5 separate regions of the Mus musculus genome follow, and all the other regions are linked to region 1. The links are chromatin loops, found by intact Hi-C in ENCODE. Cell type or tissue: heart. All regions are shown on one strand.

Region 1 (5,000 bases):
TCCTGCACACCGAAATAGCTCCCAACTTCACCTAAGGGAGCCATCAGAGGACTCGGCTTTTAAGCACAAGAATAAACAATAATGATGGTATCAACCAGGAGACACTAGGCGAGGTATATCCAACTCCCCTCCCTTGCCGCAGTTGCAGACAGAGAGGGAAAAAGGGTTCTTTTCTTCAATCCATCCGATGCATAAATAAAAGTAATCGGCTGTTTCTCTGGCACAGGTTCAAGGTCAAACCACTGATAGTCTAAGAAGCCACCACTTTATACTCACACACTGACATTGATCAACACAGCTATGCATCGCTACATATGGAGCCTCGACTCTCAGCAGGCAGAAAGGTCTTCATCCCATCCGACCGTAATAAGGGAAAAAAATCCGTAGTTTCTCCATTTGCTTAGAGATCAGAATGACCATAGCAACGTAAGTGCCTGGGCGATATTACAGGGATTTTTAAGATGCTCGGGCTACGTCAGAATTTACGGATCCTGACTCCAGAAAGGCATGCGCTGTTTTTACTCTCTAACCGACTCTGCAGACATCAGCATGAATCCTTCAAGGGGAAAAAAAAAATCTCACGTTGGCGGCGGCGACAAATCTCTCCTCCCAGTCCCTCCTCCAAAAAATAAAGATAATATAACAAAAAGAAGGGGGAAAAAACTTTCGGCGTCCAAAGCTAGTATCCAGAACGCTGCAGAGGCTCTGCGGAGGTCCAGCGGCTTGCAGTGAGGCGAGCGGCAAGCGGCGGGCGAGGACCGCGTCCCGGAGCTCGCGTGCTGCCCGGGCTGCCGCGAACAGGTGTCGCCGCGCGGGCCGCGCAGCGCCGTGGCCGCGGAGCGCTCCTCCTGCGCAGCCCCCGCCGGCGCGCAGAGTGGCGCAGGCGGCGGCATTGGGCCGGGTTTAAGGTAGCGCGGCGGCCGCCCCGCTCCGCCCGGTCCTAGCGCCCGCCCTGACGCTCGAGCCGCTCTGCCGCAGGCCGGGCACAGGCGGGCAGAGCGCGGGACTTCTCCGGGAGGACGACCTAGGAAACCCGGCTTTAGAGACGCCGGAGACGCGGTGCCAGAGACGGGAAGCAGCAGCCCGAAGACATTCGGCCACAAGAAATCTAGCTTGCTAGAGACGCAGGGTCAGAGGGGAACTGAGAAAGCAGTTTTCGCGCGGACTCTGTAACCTTGCGTCGCATTATAAAATAGACTGGGAGGGAAGGGTTGGTGTAGGGAGCTTGGTTGGACAGGGCAGTTTCTCTTTCATTCTACAGCCAGACTTACAGACGCGCAAACAATATTGCAGGTAAGACAGTTGGGTGTGAGTCAGATTCTTCTCTCTCTCTCTCCCTCTCTCTCACTCTCTCTCTCTCTCTCTCCCTCACACACACACACACACACACACACACACACACACACACACACACACAAAACACACACACTGGTGGGCCCACACTCGGGTTTGTTAAGGGAATTCTGGTTCGCATCTTTGAGTTGTTCGGGTCCTGCCTCCCCCCAGGTTCCCGCGGCTAGGAGCAAAGGGCACCCAGGGCGCCTGAAAACAGCCCCTGTCCTTGAGTTCGACTCACGCCCCAGATCTGAGTGTGCGTCTTCAGGGAGAAGGTTCCAATGAGTTCTCTCTCGCCCCCAAACAAAGCTACTCAGGACGGGCTTTGCCACCTTGAGCTCTACTTTGCCTGGAAGTGAAAGGCTCGAGTTCCAGGGTTGCTCCATGGCCCGAAGCTCTCTGCATAGCCTAAGAGCCAGACAGGAGCCGCCGGCTGGGCACGGGCGCTGTTCGCTGCTCAGGGCTCGCTCGCTGCCGCGGGTGACTTGGAAGCCGGAGCTCTGGTCCCGGGCCAGGGCTTTTGCTCGAGGCCAGCAGCCTTTGAGCCCAGCCCCATGCAGGGACAAAGAAACGCACTGCCCAGGGCAGCCAGGGGCAGGGGCCGCCGGTGGCGCTGTACGCGCCCAGCCACCAGCCAGCACCCCGATCCGCTGAGCGCGGCGTCCCCAACACAAGCACTGTCTCCGCAGCCCGCCCGAAGGCCTGGTCGTCGCCCCCCCCCGCCCCCCCCCCCCCACGCTCCTCTTTGTTCACATTGTCTTAGACTCTCGGGTCAAGATGGTGAAAGTTGCTAAGACTTGAGCGCAGCTCCCGACGGCGTGCGAGAGGGAAGCAAAGTCCAAAGACCAGAGCCCTGCAGTAGAGAAGCAAATAAAAGGCTTTTTTCTGGGGGAGAAGTCAGCCTATGGCGGCGAAGCCCTGGGGCTGGCCCTACTCCGACCAGAGGGTTTCGCCCCAAAGACGGAGGAAGCAATGAATTTGCAGATTTCGCTGGCGTTGGAGGTGCCCATCCCTGGAGCGACCTTCCCCTGCCCCCGGGATTAGAAAGCGTGCTCCCGCAAGGCCCCAAGGGAAAAGAGTGGGGCCAGGTGACCCTCCCCTCTGTCCACTCCCACACCTCTTTGCCGCAGTCTGGGGTCATCGGGAGTCCGGGCACTGGCTTCTTGAGTCTGGCTTACAAGTTTCCACTGCAGAAGAACCCTGCTGTGTGGTATTTACAGCAGTCTCATCCACGGTGTTAGAGAGCAGGCTGTAACGCTAACTGCCTAGTGGCAGATACAAGAAACTGGGAGGAAGTGACACTTCTCATAAACCATTAGAGTAGCTCGCATTAATCACCCCAAGTCGCCAAGGGCCGTGGATTAAGCAGGGGCGCTGCCTTTGTACCCTTTGGGTACAAAGTGCCAGGTTGATTTTTTTTTTTTTTTTTTTTTAATGGTAGAAGCGATCGAGAGAATGAAATGCAGACAGGAAGGCACTTTGTAAAAGGATGGAGAACAGGGCGCAGACATTTCCTCCAAGGCAGTTTTTCCACCAACTGTCTCCAACCAAGTCTTTTCGGTCTGAATTTAGCCTCTTAGCCTATGAGCAGAGATCATTTCCGCCTTTGAGTCTTGAAGCATCCTGTCCCTTTAAAAGTGATGCAGCAGTAGGAGAGAGTAAAGTAGCTGACCCAGCACTTTTGTTGGTAGAAACTGCAAGCAGCCCTTCGCATCTCATTCCCACTACAGTTAGTTTAGCTCCTTTCATCTGCATCCCTAACTCTGCCTGCAAGCTGCTTTCCTGACTCCCTGCCTCTTTGCTTGCCCATCAGGTTTCTTTGCTACTTACATTTGGTCCTTTCCCTACACAGTGATAGAAACGATGACCTTGCTGTTTCCCTGACCTTATAACGTTTCTTTCCAAGCAGTCAACGGGCTCCCATGGCAAAAGGTTTCAGGATTACTTCAGAGCTATACCATAACTACAGACTCCCCACATTCAGCTTGTAGGATGTTTTTACCAATACTCTTCAATGACTTACAACAAGATGGTGGCTTTGCTTTCTAGACACACATGGTACAACTAACTAACTGGCTTCATTACACCTGCCTGGATGACTGACTTTAAGAGAAAAAAAAAAATGCACATGAAGCAGGCATAGACAATAGACGCTCAAGCCAGCTGCCCTCGCCATATCCTTCCTCTTTGTATAGCCCTTAGTGCATTTCTGCACATTGGGGTATTCAGTAGATTCTAGTGGATCCCAATCCCCAAATTCTCTAATGCTGTCTCTCCTCCAATGCCTTAATCCTCTCGTTTCTCATTTTCCCCCTTTACCTGTGTTTTCTATCAGGATATCATTTGTCTTTTCTGCTATCACGTTAGTGCATGGACCCAGTCTGGGATAAACAATGGGATGTCAGGGAGCCTATAACAAGGAATAAATGCCCCAAGCATCCACAGATCTGCATCATGGCATCCAACATTCTACCTATGCTCACTGTGGTAAACAATGTTCCCCCCACTTCGTGGGTCCCCATGAGTTGCTGTGCACCCTGGCTTAGATACACATATATAAACATGACCATAAGTCTTCCACACATTTGAAGCAGCCATTAGTTCTCTTCACCTGCCCTTCTTTTGTCCATTAATTGGTGTGTCCTTTGTACATATGTACACTCGAGCGCGCGCGCGGGCGCGCGCGCACACACACACACACACACACACACACAACCAATCAGCACAGAATCCTTCCATTCCCTTCCAGTAACAATGGCTGTGTAACCAGGTCACAGCCCTCCATTTTCTATTCCCTCCATTCTCCCAACCCCACCCATACCCTTCAAGCTACTAATGGCACTGGGTGAAAGGGGAATGGTTTGGGTTCCCAGGCTGACCTCATGGAAAAGTTTCAACTTGGTAGGCATGGAACCATTGCAGGGAGGCCTGGCTTGCTTCCAGAGCTGCAGACATTCCAAATACTTTTGTGCTTTAGCCATTTTATTCTCAAAACTGACTTCGTGGTTACTCTCAAAACTGATTTCATGATGTGAATGCTATTTTGTTGCATTTTTCCAATGAGAAGATTGTGGTTTGTGAAGACTAAGTAACACACCCATCACCCCATTGCTAACAAATGGTGAAGTCAAGTTCGTACACCTCAGAGCTACATGGCACAACAATGCCATGTATTATAAGAGACACACTCTTGCAGAACATTTGATGGCACATACCTATACTCCAGCCCTCAGGAAGCTGAGGCTGGGCATTGAAAGTTCAAAGCCACCCTGTCCTATACAGCAAAACCTACCTCAAAAACAACCAAAAGTAATCTGGCAAGTGTGTTTTTACCAAATAAATATTCATGAGTAAATAATTAGCACATGTACTTAACAGCCTGTGGTTCTGAGTATGTAACACAGTTAGATACATTCTATAGACCCCAGGTAGGGAAAGGACAAAAAAATAAAAGAGCACAAGAAGCATATGAAGAAAGGTTTTTAAATCTCCCTATAGACACAAAACATTTTTGAACAAATTAAAAGATATAAATAATATTTCTAAATAGAAACAATCTCAATTTTGAAAATATATAATCCTTCCTAGAGTAATTTAAAAGCTTAGCATGATTACGGTAAGAGTAGTATCAAATTCTCTTATTAGCTACATTGATGCTAAAGATA
Region 2 (5,000 bases), 210 kb before region 1:
ACCTCAGTTTTTATGGCTATCTGCTGGTGGGCTGTTTTGCCTTGTTCTGGTCTATTTCAACATCCATTTGTGCTGCAGGACGAGCTCCTTCATAAACACATTTTTTACTCCACCTTGCCAGGCAGGAGTCCTCGGCCCTGGATCCACCCCAGTAACTGTAGGAGGTCTCTCCAATCAGATTTTGGGAGCGAAGGCACGCATTGGTGGCCCCTTCACTTGCACTTCTCCGCCGCACCCCCATAACTCTCATCCTTGACGCAGACCAGGACCCCTAGCAACGGGAGCAACCTTGGCCCAGTCTTAACCACCAAATGCTCTGATCTCAGGGTGAAAGAATCCACCTTCTCTTTCAAAGCTTCAGACGAAATGAACTCATTTTTGCTTGAAAATCACAGCAGATAGTTTCCCATCTATGATGGATTCATAGGGGGCGTTGAAGAACGTGTGAGAGGGCAATGTTGCACAGAAACAAAAGTCAGACAGAGGCCACCCACACAGGCATGCAGAGTTGACAGCGCTGACCTGGGAGCCCTGATGACAGAGCTGGGAGGCAGCCTGCTAGGAGACTGGGGGAAATCAAACGGCTCAGTTGTCATATCAAGGTGTGTGTATATGCATGTGTGTGTGTGTGTGTGTGTGTGTGTGTGTGTGTGTATGTGTGTGTGTGCACTTATGAGTGCACGTGCATGTGTGTGTTCTGTATCTGTCCTTGCCCAAACTCTCCCCACTTCTGGCATGTAGCACCCACAGAGTCCCGTGATACATATGCTACATACTGCTCTTATTCCAGAGATGTAGGGGCTTCTACCTGCCCTCTCATTTCACCTCTAATCATTCAGTGCTCCCAAACGCACTCATCTTGCCCAGCTTGCCACGCCATGACCTTCAGGAGATGCAAAAATGTGTCTCAACAATTTAGACAAAATTTGGTGGAAGCTTTGAGGTTCTATGAGGTTTTTTTTTTTCTTTCTATTTATCACTTTAATTTGACCACTCCTAAAATCATCAGAAATGAAAATAATTCTTGGTGAATAGTTTTAAAAGTAGAAATGATTTATGCGATTATTTACCAGCAGAGAAAAAAAATTATCATGTTAATATTTCAAAAGATTAGTTTGTTGGTGGGTGGGTGGGGTGCTCCATATTACCAAGTCTTGCTAAATAGTAAGACAGCAATGCATGTAAAACTGTCAAAGACAGAATAAAGGCCAAATCTTATTGAGAATTATGTCACAAATTTCTCCTAAGACCTGATTTTGGAAGGAGATGCTCTGAGTGCGCGTTCACTCCAGAGAGTGTGTATTTCACAGTGCAGTGGGTAATACGAGAGACATGTTTCTGATAAGCAAGATCGAATTGTCCTTTCACACACGGCCAGCAATAAAACATGGAAGCCAAGTCCGGCACTAGCCTTCAGGGGTGTGGTTTTACACTTTCCGATGATGATAGCTATGAATTTGAGGCAGCCTGGTCCTCACAGTCTAGAAGACTTGAACATAAGATCTAGCTTTCCTAGTTAGGATCAAAGATTGGCTTCATAAATGGCAATGCCCTGTTTTTCCTTCCTTCTGAGAGCAGGACCTTTATCAAAATGAGCATTCTGTAACAGAGATTGTACTGAGGTCAACACAAGACACTCTAAGAATGTTCTGGGAAACTAACACCTCCTTCCTTGATAGGAAGGCTAAAAATGAGACAGTCGCAGCAATACAGAAATAGAGGCAGGAGTCCAAAACAGCCAGGGAGAAAAGGAAGTAGCAAGAACTCAGGTCAAATGACTGAGGACACGCCTCCCTGCACTGGCCCAACCTCCCTAGAGAGCTTCTGTTTGCAAAGAAGGACTAACCAGGAGACAGCAGGAGCCTTGGGGAAGTCCTTGCCTGTGGTAATACAACCCTACTGGCTGGGCTGATGAACTACAGTTTCACCATTCAGGCATAAGTGCCTGTGTTAAAGATGGAAGGAGGGAGACCGAGAAAATACTCTGGTTTGGGAAATGTGGAACCACTTTTTTTTATTATTATTAGGTATTTTCCTCGTTTACATTTTCAATGCTATCCCAAAAGTCCGCCATACCAACCCCCCAATCCCCTACCCACCCACTCCCCCTTTTTGGCCCTGGGGTTCCCCTGTACTGGGGCATATACAGTTTGCAAATCCAATGGGCCTCTCTTTGCAGTGATGGCCGACTAGGCCATCTTTTGATACATATGCAGCTAGAGTCAAGAGCTCCGGGGTATTGGTTAGTTCATAATGTTGCTGGAATCACTTTTAATTACTTTTCTGTCACTGTGATCCAACACCTGATAAAATGACTTTAAGGAGAGAGGATTTATCTTGCCTCCTGGGAAGATCGGCCTGGTGGAGTTCATTGCTGAGGATGTATGAGAGCTCAAGCCTGGGCCTCTTCACATCCCTGGTGAATCAGACAGCAGAGACAGAGATGCAGTAGGAAGCAGGACCCAGCTATGAACTTCAAGGTATACCGGTCAGCAAGCCACTACCTCTATATCCCCACCTCCCTCCCGAGTGTCCCACAGCCTCCCAAAACAGTGCCACCAGCTAAGAACCAAGTCTCCGAATGTAAGTAACCAGATCAATCCATTTAAGCACAACACTTCCCATTGTCACCTTAAGAGTCTCCTATAGGTGGAACAACAATATGAACTAACCAGTATCCCCCAGAGCTCGTGTCTCTAGCTGCATATGTATCAGAAGATGGCCTAGTCGGCCATCAGTGGAAAGAGAGGCCCATTGGTCGTGCAAACTTTATATGCCTCAGTATAGGGGAACGCCAGGGCCAAGAAGTGGGAGTGGGTGGGTAGGGGAGTGGGGGGGGGGGGGAGGTATGGGGGACTTTTGGGATAGCACTGAAAATGTAAATGAAGAAAATACCTAATAAAAAAAATTTTTTTAAAGAAACAAACAAACACACACACACACACACACACAAGAGTCTCCTTGATTTGAAATTGGAAATAAAATAAAAATCAAACCCAAGCAGACCCAATTTCCCTACCAGCCGTGACCAAGCCCACCTCCATTTCTCTCCAACTACCATCTTCAGAAAGTTTTCAAATCTTATCAGGCACACCCAGATTCCACTGAATTTTTACTTCTACATCTTAATGATAACAAAAAAAAAAAATTGGTTCCCCTGAAGTTTACTTCAGGTATCAGCCTCAGGTGGAAGTGGCTCAAGTAAGATATTTCTAGGACTTGCGCCTAAGACACAGTGTCTTCTGAAAGGCAGAATTGCTAGCAAGAACATGGAAAGCCCAGTGGCCCCACATCACCCTTCATAGCCCGCAATACGCCTTGCTCCCTCTCAGTAAAACCGGGCACTGAGCCCACAGAGTAAGACGCTTAATCGGCCCCTTCTCCTGTCGCTGCTGAGAGCCCTGTTTATGAAGGTCTTCTCAGCAGCACGTGGACTTTGTTATTTACACTCTTACTGATACAAAAAAGTCCTTAATCTTCATTTTACACAGTGACTCAACGGATCCTAATATAAACTATGAAAAATGCTACGGGGAGGAAACAGACTCCGTGATTGCCAGGGTGCAGGCAGGGGTGGCAACGGGGAATTCTGTGCATGCTGCACTGCATTGCGCATGTCCAAAACAACCTTGAATTTGCATAGAGGTCCCTGCCCGTTAAAGGAAAAGAAAGCTGGTGGCAGCTGAAAGAGGCTTCTACTAACTTTCGTCTAAGATTCCACTTTGCTGGGGGAAAAGTACTGATTAAAGAAGAGGTTCCTGGATGTAAGAGAGAGGGAGTGTTGAACATGGGAGAGAAGTCGGAGGGAGGAGAGATGATATAAATTATATTTTAATTAATTATTGAAAAACACTGTGCAGAGCTATAATCAATATTTAAATAAAACACAAATTCACAAATTATCACTACTTCAGGGAAAGCTGTGATGCCAAATGCTGAATAAAGACACCTTCAAGTGACAACCATTTAAACCATGCAATGTATTCTTGTGACAATGGACAGTCAGGCCTGCCTTTTTTTTTTTTTTTTTTTTTTTTTTTTTTTTTGAAGCACGTGCCACAGCAACCAAGACAAGACACACCTAGTGAGATGAGATGAATGGATAAAAGGAAATGTAACTAAGGGAGAGAAAATGTTGTCTCAATACTTGGTGCTTCCAAACAACCCACTTCGGACCCCGCATTTAGAACAGAGCCCTGCTGTGCACAGCCACATCTGGATGTTTCCGCTTCGGTAAGCAGCCCTCATGCCAGGCATCCTACAGTCTAACTTAGTGGACACTGTCTACCTGAAGACAGTGCAGACCAGTGAGACTGACCCACCTCAGATGCTAGGAGCAAATCGCAGCTATGTTCTCATCACCTGGCTGTAAATGATTAGTCCCTAAACCACCTTCTTACGTTCAACCACAGGATTCAGGGCAGTGCCATGCTAAAGTCTTCTTATTCATTATGAGGGGCTGGAGACCAGCCAGGTGGAGTGATACATCAGAACATGGGAATGGCTACCATCACAGCCGCTCTGTGTTGGTGTGATTGCTCACAGCATTGGCCTCTGGTTGTCAACTCTTTTGGGCCCCTCTCCAAAAAAAAAAAAAAAAAAAAAAAAAAAAAAAAACTGCAATCTTCTAACTTCATGGGCGGCAGTATCCCTGACAACAAACCCCCATCCAGAAGCCAGATATGTAGGAATCGCCAGGTCCTGCCATCCCATTAACCTACAATATGACTCCCACAGCTTAGGGATACTGAGAGTTTCAGATGTGTGCCAGGAAATAGAGATAGAAACCAAATATATGGGGTTTTTTTTTTCTGTCTCCTATAAGTCCCAGGGAAATGCTCTATCACTCCCAACAACATGGATAAGCCTGAAAGGCATTGTGCTAAACGTTGACCAGGTGACCCGGTCCTCAGGTCAGTCAATGGGGTCTGCAAGAGGGAGAGTGGGGACTGAGGGGCAAGAGACATGAAGAATGGAGACAACACAGGCTATCTGCTCAA
Region 3 (5,000 bases), 240 kb before region 1:
TTCAATATTAAGGTCCTGAGGAACATAGAAATATCAGGAATGATATATCTCAACAAACTGTATACCACAAACCTGTGGACTGACCTCATTACACAATTCATTGAAGAGACAGTCTACATGAGAAGGAAAATATTCACTTACACACATCTGATAAAGAATTAATATCTAAACTGTATGAAGAACTAGAGAAATGTAAACACTAAGAAATCAGGCAGTACAATAGAGATAGATAGACGGATAGATAGATAGATAGATAGATAGATAGATAGATAGATAGATAGAATAAAGAAACATCTCAAAAGGTGAAGTATAAATATCCTTCAAACATGAAAAAAGATGTTTACCATCATGAGCTATGAAAGAAATCCAAATTAAAACTACATTGAGATTCAGTATCAACTCAGTTAGAATGGCACTAAGAAAACAAATAACAAATTCTAAGGAGACTGAGGGAAGCAGAGACTCTTATACACCACTTGGACAACGTAGAGCAGCTTAGCTACTGTGGAAATCAAATGGAGGCTTCTAAAAGAACTAAAACCACATTCCCCTGTGACCAATGTCTTAGTCAGGGTTTCTATTCCTGTACAAACATCATGACCAAGAAGAAAGTTGGGGAGGAAAGGGTTTATTCAGCTTACACTTCCGCATTGCTGTTCATCACCACAGGAAGTCAGGACTGGGACTCAAGCAGGTCAGGAAGCAGGAGCTGATGCAGAGGCCATGGAGGGATGTTAATTACTGGCTTGCTTACCCTGGCTTTCTCAGCTTGCTCTCTTATAGAACCCAAGACTACCAGCCCAGGGATGGCACAGCATAGGTGAGTGGATCCAGCCAGTGTCACGTGCTGTTCTCCCTTCCTTGGTGCAGCCCAAAGCTATTCTCTGGCCTCTGAGCAATTCCATCTCACCGAGTAGCCTGGGTAATCCTTACAACACTTAGCTGCCAAAAACAATCAGTGTGTGCTTTCTGCCTCCCCTTTGTCTTCTTCCAATCCTGGAAAATGATGTTTGTGTCCATAATCTATGCCACTCAGACACCAAGCCTCACACAGCTAAATGAATATCTCTAGCTTGTTTGCTTTCTCACTCTCTCAAGCTCACTCTCCTCCTCCTTCTACTGTTCCTCTCTCTCCCTCCTCTCTTAACCCCTCCTAAACAGGCATAGCATCAGAAATTATTTGTTATCTGGATTATAGCTCAGTGGGGAAGTATGCCAAGAGGCCCTAGGTTCTGTCCCCAGAATATGTTTTTCATATGCATACACAGACACACACACACACACACACACACACAAAAGAAAAAAGAGGGGAAAGAGAGACTGAGAGGAAGAAATCAGAAAAAGAGACAGAAATAGAGACAGAGACAGAGAGATTGAACTAGAGACACAGAGACAGACAGACCGACAGACAGACTGGCAAACAGAAATTATTCACTCAGTACAATGCTATAACCTTTCATAGAATCTGAGTCTGGCTCAATGTAATGCATAAGAACACTCTGCTCAGTGCATGAATCTGTGTGTGTGATCATGTGTATGTTCATATGTATGATTATGTGCATGATCGTGTATGTTTTCAAGTGTGTGTGTGTGTCTGTATCTGTGTGTCTGTCTCTGTGTACGCATATGAAAAACACAGGACAACCTTGCTGACATTGCTCAGGGACGTCTACCTCATTTTTGGAGTCTCTCATTGGCATGGATCTTGCCAAGGGGACTAGGCCACTAGCCAGAAAACTCAAGCGATACACTTGTGTCTGCCTGTCCAATGCTAGAATTAATTACATGCCCAGCTTCTTTGCCTGGGTGCTGGGGATTTGAACTCAAGTCCTCATGCTTTCGCAGCAATCGCTTTACTGACATAACTATCACTCACTCTAGTGCCAGGATTGGTTGTCTTGTTTCATTTTGTTTTGTACCAGCATTAAGTGGATTATCCAACAGCTATGCTCATGGATTTTTATCTGCTTTCTGTTTTTCATGATGGTAGAAAGAACATGGATTTTTAAATTACACAATGCATATGACATCATAGCTCTGGGCAGCTTTGGAGGAGAATTTAGCTATTTTTCCTTTATTTCTCTGAAATCTGAAAACTACTACAAACTCACGGGCTGTTTGAGAGGATTTCACAGGCTTGACTGATCATTTTCAGCTCACAAATCTCCACTGAGCCTCTTCACTTTTTCCCTTGCCCAGAAACACGCCTGCTCTTTTTATTCTTGATTTACAAGCCAAATTTGGCATGCAGTTCACTTACATATGCTGATTCAGGCTTATTGAAGGCAGGTGCACACTTTAATATATGTGGGTATAGGGACTCCCTTCCAGCCAATAAAAGAATACTGGGCATGCTCTCGTGTGGAATATCTGCCCGCTTTTATTCATAGACCTGAAAATCTGGGGCATTTGTATTGCTTTCACATATTACCATGAACAAATTGGGATAGGCAGAAATAATGTCCGAGCCCTACAATGGCACCATATTAAGGGAATTTGAGCCAAACTCTGCCTGAAAGGGATCCCAGAGCTGAGGGCTATGCTGTCTTGGTGCTTTTGTATTAACGCTATGTAAACACAGTCTCACTGCTCCACAGGGACAGGTAAATGCAATACCACATTTCCATCAAAGCAAGATGTGCGCACAGCCCTCCACTTGTACAAGAAAAGGAAGCCGCTCCAACAGATGCATCATTGTTTGTATTAGACAAAGCTATGAGCGAACAGTGGATATGAGAAGACCTCATTTAGTGACCTCCAAAGTTGCCTGCGTCATCGTGGTGACTGATCCTGGATGTGGTCCAACGCAGCTCTCAGGTGTAAGATGAAAACAGTGGAAGGTGACAGTATCTGATATTCACAGGTCAGAGCAGCAAGAACCTCATAAGTAGGTCTCCTCTGTCCCTGGGGCAGCCTAGTGGAGGAGAAGACAAGGGCAAGGTAGATGCCCCCTGTGCCTTACCCCCGTGTGCACAGACCCCTACAGTAGTGCCTGGAAGGGAAGTTGTTTCATGGTTTGCTAATACCCAAGGCAGATAATATGAACCAATGCAAGCTGAACAAAGGGTACACCTAGAGTATAAACAGTAGCTATCAAACATGTTACAGGGATGGAGGGATGGCTCAGTGGTTACATTGTTGCTCTTGCAAAAGACCTGGGTTTAATGCCTAGGATCCAATAGGCATATCCATGGTACACCTACACACATATAGGCAAAACATTCATATACATAGAGTAAAATAAATCCAAAATATATTTTTACAAAACATATGTTATAAGTGACTGTAAAAAATATGACTTGGACAATTGCTGTTAAATATAGACTCAAAAGGCGGATCTTGAAAGGATATAAAGACAGTGAAAAGGTGGGGCCCTCATCCTAGAGCAAGCAGCTACACCCAAGGATCTATGGAGTAGCTGTGCCTAACAGAACCCAGGCTGCTTTGACCCCTGCCTTATGCTTTCAATCACCAGTTTCACAGCCCATCTGAGCTCATTAGGTAATGCCTGTGATACTCCTCTGAGCTCACTAGGTAATGCTTGTGGTACCCCTTCCTCATCTATATCATCTGTGAACAGAGTCACGCAGAGCAGAGGTCAAGACTGGAACCTCGAAATCGTGAGAGCAAGCCTGGGGTATGGGGACAGGCAATGAATCTTAGCAATATTATGCTGTCATGAATGGAAGTCTTCACTGAAACTGACTATAAAATCCATTCCTGATTTTTAATTCTTCACCTTAAACTTCCACTTTGATGCAAAAAACAAAAACAAACAAACACACAAAAAAACTGTCCCAGAATCAACTAGAGTACTGAATCCATTGCGTCCTCCAAACATTCCTCCAACCCATTTTCTCCTTCATAAAGAATCACCATCGACTCTCTAAGAGAACTCCCACATACTTTGGTCTCCCTTGCACTCTTCTTGCAAAGTAACCTTTAAGTAAAGACAACCACAGCCCTAGCTAGGACCCTAGGAGTTGGGTACCACTGCCAGCTGAGCTGGAAACTGAACCATGTTATAAGCATGACTAAGCCAGACCATCTCTACAGGCAGCACATCATTGTAAGGTCTGGGAGACGTGAGGTGCAGACAGGAGAGAGCTCAGGAGTATAAGAGTGTTTCCTGCTCCTCAATAGGACTCTGGTTCAGTTCCCAGGACCCACAGTGGGGAGATCACAGCCACCTGAAACTTAGCTCCAGGGGATCCAACACCTTCTTCTGGTCTCCACAGACACCTGCACTCATGTGCACATATCCACACACAGATAAAGGCACACCGTTAAAATATAAATCTTGTTTTTAGTCAGTCTGAGAAAGGGAGGCTGCACCCCTATGGGTAAACATTGACCAAAGGATGGTTTTCTTCCTAAAAAAAAAAAAAAAAAATGCAGTGGTCACCTTTAAGCAAACCTAGAAAACACACGTTTGCAAAAATAGGCTCTCTCTTTCCATTTCCTTCTCCTGGACCAATATCATGGCAGCCTTATCTATATTTGATCTTTCTTCAATTTCTTTCTTTTGACTCCTCTCTATTCTACTTCCCCCCAATATGCGAAAAAATCATAGATCTTTCAATTTGCAAATTATTCATCCAGTCCAGGACTCATATCTGAAAATGTCTAGCAATCATACAATGAAAACAATCTAACAAAAATGCGAAAAGACACATGAAGAACATTCACCAAGGTAGACTGGACATGTCTACCAAGGAGGTCACGGGGCCGTCAGCACCAGCCAGCAGGCAAATCAAAATCAAACCTGTGGGACACAGCTCCACACACATAAGAATCCTGAAAGGACCAGGTTCTGAGACACTAGAAGCAGGTGAAGCATGCAGGTACTCCTAGGGAAGCCATGTTGACCAACCAACTGGAAACTTCCATGACCTTTTCGACCTGGTTCTGCTGACTCTGGAAGTTCTTTAGAAACACCCAAGGAGCTGAAGGGTCTGCACCCTATAGGTGGAACAACAGTAGGAACTAACCAGTACCCC
Region 4 (5,000 bases), 730 kb before region 1:
AAACAGTTAAACATTTTACTTGCTGTTCCAAACCAGTAGATCTTTACCTACCTGTAAACATGAAGTTGTAGGTAGACCTGACTCTTAGTCGGGCTCAAAGGAAGAGAATATTCTGAAATGTCAAGAACTTTGCATGTCACATTCAGTTAGAAATAACATAGGAACAGCTACCCAAAAGCCATGTGGTCCTTTCCAGTTTGAAGCCCTTAAAGCTAGCCAACTAAGGGAAAGGCTATGGTGGCTATTTCTGATGTTTACAGCATCAGTAGAGTTTGGAGCAGCACAGTGGGCCTGGAATCACTCTGGTAACAGTGCTTGTAGTATAGAGCCTGCCAGATGAGAAAATAGCCCAATGATTGGCCTGAGACCAGGAGTTTTGAGACTAAAGAATATGGTATGTTCTAAACCCTGGTGTCCAGCACAATGTGGGGAGACCCTAGTCCACTTCCAATGATACCTGGAAATTCTTTGCTAGTGTGTTTCTTTGCCCACCTTGTCTACTGTGAAGTTTTGTTGGGTTTGTCCCCTTTTAGACTGACTGTACAATCTTCCTGACAAGGTGTGATATGGCTGGCACTTGTTTGGAAGAGCTATAAAGAGGTCATAGGATAGAGACTGAAGCCAGGAGTGGACAGATTACAGCTGGGAAGCTGTCTTTGTGGCTAGGGCATCGCTACATTTGTTTAACTCAACCCCATTGAGCAATCACTCATCACTTTTTATTCCTAGGTTTGAATCTATTATTACTTAGAATTTACTAAGTCTCTGGTGGTCAAACTTCTAGCCCTAGCTTCTTGATTTTCTTCTAAAAATAAAGCAAAACAAATGAACAAAAGCAACAAACATAATTTCTTTTATGTACAGCAATATAGTATAAACATTGAATAATTCTATAATTGAATCGTTTGACATGATATAAAATGTCATGAAATAAAAGAAAAAAATGACAGTTCAAGTTATGAAAACTCCACAAAGTTCAGATTTGGCAGTGGGTCAATGCAAGAAATGTATCTATTGACTACTGGTGCAATAGAAACGCCTATGCACTGGGTAGCCCTGGTTTTTACATATTCACTATGCCTTTCCTATAGTTAATGCTGAAGTTCAATTTGTAGATGTTGTTTCAGTCCAGTTTAGATTCAGTTATTGGGTTTTAGAGAACCCAGGGATCCTGAACAGGAGAACAGGGTGGCTGAGCATGGAGATGTAGTGGTAGTTCTGTAGCTAACTGTGTAGGGTGACAGAGGAGTTTGAGAACAGGGCTTGGCTGGGCAGGTGGAGATGAGGGCTTAGTCTGCATGGCAGAAGTGAAGTGGAGAAGGAAGAGATGAACTCATCCACCACAAGAAAGGATTTCCAGAAATAACAATGTTGAAGAAAGGTGAACACGTGAAAAATAAAACAAACAGCAACATTCAGGATTCCACATCCACCACTGAATATCTTTTAAGAACATTTATGACAGGACTTTCAGTAAACCAAACACCATGTCACATTTCTTTTGGTTTTATGCATTATTTCAGTTTAATTGTCACTTAGGCTGGTGGTTCATTTTTCTTTTAATCCTCCACTCCTTCTCTTTTAATCATTGAAGTAACAGGGCTAGTTATATATTAATTGTATTATTTCTTCAAAAATATATTCATGCCTTGAGTCAGTATAATTGAAATAATCACTGTCATGGATCACAGTAAACCATGAGTCTGACCAGAACTCACTTTTGTGATGCCCTGAAGAGCAATGTTGGGACCACCCAATCCTTTCTTCGTTTTTCACTAACCCACAAGAACACTGAACATGGGGTAGCTTTGCTACATGACAGCTACATACTAAGTCTGTAAATTAAGATAATTTCCAAAGTTCTGAAACCAAGGGACCAGAGAGATGTTCAAAGGTTAAAGACACCTGCCATCAACTTTAATGACCTATATTTGATTCCTAGGAGTCACAGGGTGGCAGTAGAGAATTAACTTCTACAAGTTGACCTCTGATCTCCACATGTACATCATGGCACATAGGAACCTACCATGTACAAAATAAATAAATAAATGCAATACAACTGAAATTAGAATAGTAACAATACAGTCAAACAGATGTAATTGCTACCAGAATGTGTGATGGGTAAAACAATTTAAAGCTGATTAGGGTCATGGCTTTATATATTAAAAATTGTGTACTTGTGTGTATGCATACACACGTGTACAATTTGTTGCTAAATCATTTGAATCTCGTATCTGGGAATGAAAACCTCATATGAGCATCTACTTGTGAGTACCAGGGTTGGGAAAATGTTGGGTTGTAACTTGTTCCCTGAGTGAATGTGGTTCTCATTATCACAGAAGAATGAGAAAATGAAAAACACTAAGGGCTAGAGATTCTACAGTGAACGTTCTAAATATCTGATGAAATGTGTCTTATGAAGTGAGCCCCAGATCCTTTTCAAGGCACTTAATATTCTCTCAAGGGTGAAGTGTGTTTGCTTTTAGCAAAGTAGATTAGCTTACATCTTGTGATGGGAAAAGTCGATGTAATATGTCGTGTCCTTCCCGTCTCGTTTCAGTACAGTTGGTTCGGGTTGTATCTTTTGGCCATAGCTGCAGATCTCAGTTTTCTCCTCTGTCTGAGTGTTAAATCACTTTCTGTCTGCTGTCAGGCAGTCTCTTTTGGTTCCCAGGCCCCCTCCTCTTCTTATGAGCTACTTGCTTATTTCCCGAGTCATGTCGAATCCATCTTTACTTCTCCAACTTCATCATACGTGTGCACTTTGCTTCAGAATCTAGCATTGGTTCATGGACTGGACAGCTGAATGTATCCAGTTTAAGCAGAAGATAAATTATTAGACTGTAAAAAGTTGGGATCAAATTCTCTACAAAAGCATGTGTTCAATAGTCTGGCCTTGGTCTGCAGAGTCAATAAAAGTGGGACAGATCTTTGTTCAGCAGACAACACTGAACAGTCTATTCCTATATCACTCAGTGACTATATTCCTAGTCACTGAGTGATCTGGAAGACAGGTCGACATGACCCAGCCCATTGTTTGTATCTTCTCTTATGCCTCTACTATGCCTTTATAAAATGTTGGAAAATGTGGTGTTCCCAAGTTGGCAGGCTGCCTCTCATCTGTCTTATACTGAGACCCAGCTCACCCAGGGCCCCAGGCCCACTCTCACTCAGCAGATGTTGTGGTGGTTAAAGGATTGCTTGGCTGGATTTCTGGGGTGCTAACATTGTTTATTGGGAATTATGTCATGTGGATTAGAGTGCTCATTCTTGTCTCAAAGAAACTTTATGCTCATTTGAAAATTGATCTGGGACTATAGGGAATGACTTTGGCAGTGACATTTAATTCCAGTTTCCAAGTCAAGGAGGACAACTTCAAATTCTAGAAGACAGGCTTCCGCGTGACTCAGTCCCCAAGTGTGGGATTGTCAACCCAAAGCTATGTTTTTTCAGCTCATCACTGCTCTGTGTCAGAACAAATTTCAGTAAGAAAACTATTATCTCCTGGTGAACAGTAGAGTAATTTCTCAAAACAACCTTGGATTCTAGTCCTATTCTCCAACCAGCTCACATAGCTTCCATATGAGGGTAACAATACTAACAGTGTGAGTTTACTGAAACCAGACAGTCATAAAATGATGGCAGAAATTAATCAGTTCATTTCCAATGACAGTCCTATAATATAGCTATCAAATGTGAAGATCTGTTGTACAGGGATATTATGGAACCATCTCTAAATTCAACATCAGTAAGTAGTTGACTCAAATTAAAACACTAGTTTAAATTTAAGACTTAACAATTTCATTCTATCCACAAACTTTCTCTATTCCAATTTAAATGGTTATAAATCATCAATGTAAAATATTTGAAAAGAAAAGATATAGTATTTGTTTCAAGGTTTCAAACAGTAGAGCTCATAGTTTGTTTAGTTATTTTCCCCCACAGATCAATGTTATGGGTTATCAATTCAGAACAAGAATCTGAGAAGTCCTGGATGAGTGTGAGCTAGCCCACTTTAGGAACTACTGCAGCTGAGATAAGAGTTGGCTAGGACCCAGAATAAAGCAATTTTATCATACAAGAGGAGACATGCTGAGATTCCACCTCACACCAGTCAGAATGGCTAAGATCAAAAATTCAGGTGACAGCAGATGCTGGCAAGGATGTGGAGAAAGAGGAACACTCCTCCATTGCTGGTGGGATTGCAAGTTTGTACAACCACTCTAGAAGTCAGTCCGGCGGTTCCTCAGAAATACCTCTCCTAGGAATATACCCAGAAGATGTTCCAACTGGTAATAAGGACACATGCTCCACTATGTTCATAGCAGACTTATTTATAATAGCCAGAAGCTGGAAAGAACCCAGATGTCCCTCAACAGAGGAATGGATACAGAAAATGTGGTACATTTATACAATGGAGTACTACTCAGCTATTAAAAACAATGAATTTATGAAATTCTTGGGCAAATGGATGTATCTGGAGGATATCGTCCTTAGTGAGGTAACCCAATCACAAAAGAAGTCATTAGATATGCACTCACTGATAAGTAGATTTTAGGCCAGAAACCTAGAATACCCAAGATACAATTTGCAAAACACAAGAAAATCAAGAAGAAAGAAGACCAACATGTGGATACTTTATTCCTCCTTAGAATAGGGAACAAAATACCCATGATAGGAGTTACAGAGACAAAGTTTGGAACTAAGACGAAAGGATGGACTATCCAGAGACTACCCCACCCGGGGATCCATCCCATAATCAGCCACCAAACCCAGACACTATTGCATATGCCAGCAAGATTTTGCTGAAGGAACCCTGATATAGCTGTCTGGTATAAGGCTATGCCAGTGCCTGGCAAATACAGAAGTGGATGCTCACAGTCATCTATAGGATGGAACACAGGGCCCCCAATGGAGGAGCTAGAGAAAGTACCCAAGGAGCTGAAGGGGTCTGCAACCCTATAGGTGGAACAACAATATGAACTAACCAGTACCCCCAG
Region 5 (5,000 bases), 720 kb before region 1:
ACTGTCTCTGTACTGTCAAGGCCCCCACACCAGTCTTTCTGGACCCTGCTTCTCCCCATTCCTAGCTCAGGCACCAGACTTTTAATTCACTTAGCCTTTACCTCTCTTCCTCGTAGACTGTCAGTCTGTTAGGGGAACAATATAAAGTATGAAGGCTAATTTAATTCACTTAAAGGAGAACTCCTAATACAAGAAATTTTCATGAGTCTTCCAAAACTGATTTTTGTTTAAAGTCTTCCAAAATGTAACCTCCTTGACTCCCTAGGATAAATTCTCTTTGAAAAGATTAGATCTATTAAAGCCCCTATACATTTGCTACTCTGACTTGGATAAGTTCGTTGCTGCATGTATAAAACTATACCTAAAACCCCCTATAACTGAGAATCTGGTATACAGTTTGTACTTAGGCAAAACTGCCATAGGCGAAGCACAGTTGCTGGTCCATTGGCCATTTCATCACTACACTGAAGTTCTGTCACCATCACATATAGTAAGATCCAAACTGATTGCTGCAATGTGGGGTTGTATAACAAGGTCAAATAAGTCCAGGCGTGTCACTGTTACCTGGGAAGTTATTTGTGGAAAAGTGAACAAGTACCCAATGACACGAGGCACGCAGAACACCCGTGACATTGAAATAAACACCTGTCAGTCACTGGCAAAGGTCTTCACAAACAGGCTGCATTTTACATCTCTCAGAATAACGAAGATCACATCACAGCCAACTTACTATCAAAGCTCAAAACCAAATAAATGCACAGCACCATTGCCAAGGTCTTTCCTCGGGTTTTATTATTGCTGACAATAGAGCCAGTGTTATGAGAAGCATGCTTGTTGGGCAATCCACACTTGACATGCTTTGTTCTCTGCCTGAACCTGCTCTGGCATGACTTGAGGGCTAATACTCTTTATTTTTTTGGTGTTAATATTAAACACTATTTGGCAGAAGTATGTGAATTCTGCAATCTTTAGTCAGACCCAGAAATGCTTGGAAGATTCTTCCAGAATGATAAGGGGAAAAAATGTTCTAACGTTTCTGGGTGAAGATTAAAAGACCCAAATGTCACACGGCTGATCTTGGTGGTTTCTATTGTTGAGAAAGTGGCTAGAGAGAGTTGACACACAGAGCCCTTGCTTGGAGATGGTAGGTGAGCAAATGGGGGTTCTGGGGAGATGATTCAGGAACTGTTTATGGTGCATCTAAATCCCTCCTCAAACACTGTTAGCGACCACCATGGCTGGAGCTCTGTACTTGCTACATGAGACCCCCTGAAGACACAAAAACAAAGAAAGGATTTTTTTTCCTGAATGGGCCACATCAGAGACAGTTGAGATGAAATCTGACTCGCTCAGATTCTAATGCAGTTTCAAACACTAGTACACGGTCTGGACTATCCTTTGGCTTTTATACTTATGTCCTTCATCTCTAGTGGCCCCTCAGCCAAAGCTGGCAGTCATCAGTAGGTCAAGCTGAAGGGTGTGTTGGGTTTCCTTATGTAGGAGTATCTAGCTCAGGCTATGTGTCAGGGCTGCAGTGACAAACCACCCAGGGATCCAGTTTCTTATTGTTCTGCAAATGTTCAACATTTGCATGTAGTTTCCAGATGTCAGGTGGTGAATGTTAGATTGTTTGTGGCCTTATTTGAATATATACTATTTTGTGGAAAAAATTGCTTTCCAAATACATTGTTTTAAAAACACCTCTCCAAATTGTGTAATTAATAATCTCTCTGTAGCAAAAGCCTTCCTGTCTCATAGCTATTTCTTCAGCCACAAAGCACTGGTATTATTCCATTAGGAGTTGAGTAACTGCAGCTATATTGTGACAATTAAGATCTGGAAAGAGGGAGCATAGCATGGCCCACAGACTGTGACACTGACAAGGGCTGGCTTCCAAGCCTGCGGCTCCATTTCAGGCCTGGGCCCTGTCATAGAGGCAGTCTTGACAAGAGCAGAAATCTGATCCAGGATTACAGTTTAGCTGATTAACAGTTCTACCCCCAAGATCTTGGGAAGGTAGCTTAAAAGAAACATTGTATATCCCTAATACTTCTGACTGAAAAGGAGGGTCAGCTATCCAACAATGCAGGAATCTAGGAGTGGTTCCCAGTTACCAACAGACAGATGGTTCAAAGGGCCTCAGGGCTAGAGGCCAGGAGAATCTGGCTGTCAGAACTGAGCCTGTCAGCCCTGTGTTCAGACATGTGAAGAAGGCTCTGAGAATGGCTCTCTGCTGGAAGCTGGAAACATGGGATTGAGGGGTGCTGGTCCCTTAGGAAGTGTTTCTACTTCCCCTAACACTTGCGGTTTAGAAGCCAGTCAGCCTGGAGCTGGCAGAAAGCAACTGAGGGCAAAGCAGTGGGCCCATTGCATTTGGGAAGAGTGTCTCTGATAGTAAAATAGTACATCCAGATGGAGGCGGGCAGAAATCTTCGGTAGCCTTCTTGCTTGGCCTTTGAGGAAAGGTTTCTCCACCTCTGGTTTGCATTACAACAGGACAAGATTTAGAGAATGGCCTGGGATGGCATAGTAGGAGAGGGGGCACAGTAGCCATAAGACAGGAGGCTCTAGAACCCAATGGAACAGAACCCATGTCCCCATACCTTTGGGTTTGTCAGCAAGAGGTTTTGAAAGGGGATTAGAGGGAAGAAGGCTCATCCTAGTGTGAGGGAAGAAGGAGCAAGCCAGATGAGCACCATGGATCCTGCTTTGGTCCTAGTCTACTGAGAGTTGTGCAAGCAACTGAGTCTACAGCAGCCATGTTCACAGCTGCTTCCCTGACCATGTCTCCTACCCCATGACAGACTCCAGTCTTCTCAAACTAGGAACCAAGATCCATCCCTCCTCCTTGCTTCTTGTCAAATGTTTGATCTCCATAACTGTAGAGAAGGCACTGGTAGGACCAGCTTTATAATCTTGCTATGAGTCATAACACCAAGCCTGCCAACACAGATCTCCTGATCTTCCATTTATAACCCTTCTAATCCTTTCATCTGATTCTCCTTCATTTAAAATTATAAAATAAATTTAGTACTGTTTAATATTTTGTGTAGCCTCCCATTAGTCTGAAGCAGGCTAAGCCAGAACTCGACCTTGCTACCACTAAAGAGATTATCTAGGGCGGAGCCTTCCTCCCTAGATCACTTTATTGTTCTGCCACTGCCGCTGTTCCTCTTCAAGATACTGCTACTTGCTGAGAGCCCCCCACCCCCAGAGCTATTCTGGAGACTATGCCCCATCCTGCATGTCAACACCTGCAGCTGGTTCCAGGCTCCAAGGATGAATTGGTGGGAATGGACTTTCCCCCCTCCTTTATAAAGCGTGTCCGCCATTAAAAATTTGAACCTTGAGCAGACTAGTTGTCTTGGTTCCATTATTTCTCAACCCGCCTAGGCTCCCTCTTTTCTTCCAGATTCCAAGATGCATTCCAGGCTCGAACCCGGATATGTGAGCCGCTGGCTGGCCCCAACAATTTTGAGTCGGTGGCATAGACAAGATTCTCAGTATAAATGTCATATAAAACGCATGTTTGGAAAGGCCACCTTACCTTTTCCCTTCTGGTGTCAGTTAATGCTCACTCAGCTCGACACCCAGGGAAACAATAGCATCTGCGTGTTTTCCTCTTCCCCGGAAAGGAACTCCACTACCATTTGTTTCCTAACACTAACACTGTTTCAAACGATAAAGACACTATGAACATGATTTTGAGACAAAGATGCCATGAAGCCATACAATCAGAATGTAAAATGATGCTTCCAAATGATGTTTTCTGTAAGCAAAGTATTCAAGAAGATTTTAGTATACCAGCAGAGGAAGTATGCTTAGCAACTATACTTGTTGTCTCTGTATTCATCTTGCTACCCTGAAGGTCATAGGATTGAGTAGAAGGTTTCAAATAGGGCTGCCTAGTTTAAGTGCTTTCTAGTGGTTTGATATGCAACCTTAAAGCCTGTTAATCACAATAAAATCTCCAAGTGCTCAAAAGTCCCTGTCTCAAGAGCCAACTATGAGAACTAACATGTGAATCAGCAATCATCTCCTCCAGTCGAGTGGCACTGAAGCTGCTTTGGATGCTGGCACCCTGTGGCCATGACTCCCAGTGTTGGGTGTGTCTGCAGACATCAGAAGAATACTCAGCAGCGGTGTAAAAGTGTAAGAGGTAGTAAGTAGATCGTAAAACTTAGTTTTTAGAATAAAAGATTATAAAATATACTATGTTTCCACTGGCTCCAAAAATATTTGCCAGTTTTCAACTCTGCAGAGAAACCAGGGTAACATGTCAGGGAATGGTCCTATCTTTTGGAGAGTTCTGTCCAAACAGGAGTTACACAGTCACTGTAGAATGAAGATGCCCAGTTGAACCTGGAAACATATTTGTGCAACATTTGCTGTTCAAGGTCTTGCCCAAAAGAACCATCAGCTATAGCATGAATGTTAAACCAGGGCCTTGGAAACCAAAATAACCCTAAGTGAGTACAAATGGCCAGAGAGTGATAATATGAGCTTCGAAATGAGAGAGGGTAGTTAAAACTATTTATTCTGTAAATATGTGCATACAGTTTTCCTAAAGAGAGAACTTAGAATTTATTAGACAACCAAGGCAGGGAGTTTGTGGACAGCACAGGCATTTGGAGTCATTCTCCACCTGGCATTTCCTTTACAAATTCACTCTGGCTTAAACTTCAACTTCTCCTGTGTTTGAAAAACATTCAAGACAGTCATGGGAGGTGTTGGACTGAATTCCAGTGCAGGCATGCCACTATTTTAGATCTGTATCCCCAGTTCCCAGTCTCTCAGTAGGCAAGAGAGGTTTTTATTTGCATTGATGGGGACAATGTGTGCCTTTTAAAATTTTCCATACCTCGGCTTCAGCTTGGGAACTGGGGGTCAAAGCATCTGGAAGTACCTGCATGTACAGAAGTCAGGCTTACTGTTGGAAATGAAGAAAGCCTTCCAATAAAGATCAGAGGGTGAATGGGGTGATGCTGAGTCTTAGCAGT

Evidence for each region. A loop is a pair of places that touch in the nucleus more often than their neighbours do. Peaks named below come from ENCODE experiments on the same cell type or tissue, not always from the same donor. Only the 100,000 strongest peaks of a DNase experiment are listed, where the experiment ranks them.
Region 2: a loop joins it to region 1, with 1.9 times the contacts of the local background. A loop is called at or near these places in 2 of 42 quality-filtered maps.
Region 3: a loop joins it to region 1, with 2.9 times the contacts of the local background. A loop is called at or near these places in 2 of 42 quality-filtered maps.
Region 4: it touches region 1 in a loop (2.8-fold over the local background); 3 of 42 quality-filtered maps call a loop at or near these places.
Region 5: it touches region 1 in a loop (2.1-fold over the local background); 2 of 42 quality-filtered maps call a loop at or near these places.

What each region holds. Positions count from the first base shown.
Region 1 is chr14:58,068,100-58,073,099 of GRCm38, reverse strand. Fgf9 (fibroblast growth factor 9) reads right to left here and starts at 414. Exons shown (of 3, transcript NM_013518.4): 1 at 1-414. The coding sequence starts at 44. In heart, a CTCF peak has its summit at 1,907; DNase peaks (open chromatin) are centred at 929, 1,869 and 2,399; H3K4me3 peaks cover 3,159 bases; H3K27ac peaks cover 2,691 bases; H3K27me3 peaks cover 533 bases.
Region 2 is chr14:58,281,476-58,286,475 of GRCm38, reverse strand. No RefSeq gene overlaps it. Among named protein-coding and RNA genes, the nearest start is that of Gm33321, 17 kb to the left of the region's middle. In heart, a CTCF peak has its summit at 1,903; no DNase peak of the experiment used is centred here; H3K27ac peaks cover 837 bases.
Region 3 is chr14:58,304,611-58,309,610 of GRCm38, reverse strand. No RefSeq gene overlaps it. Among named protein-coding and RNA genes, the nearest start is that of Gm33321, 6.3 kb to the right of the region's middle. In heart, no CTCF peak of the experiment used is centred here; no DNase peak of the experiment used is centred here.
Region 4 is chr14:58,797,060-58,802,059 of GRCm38, reverse strand. No RefSeq gene overlaps it. Among named protein-coding and RNA genes, the nearest start is that of n-TTagt2, 19 kb to the left of the region's middle. In heart, a CTCF peak has its summit at 1,943; DNase peaks (open chromatin) are centred at 289 and 579.
Region 5 is chr14:58,784,263-58,789,262 of GRCm38, reverse strand. No RefSeq gene overlaps it. Among named protein-coding and RNA genes, the nearest start is that of n-TTagt2, 31 kb to the left of the region's middle. In heart, no CTCF peak of the experiment used is centred here; DNase peaks (open chromatin) are centred at 1,902 and 2,272.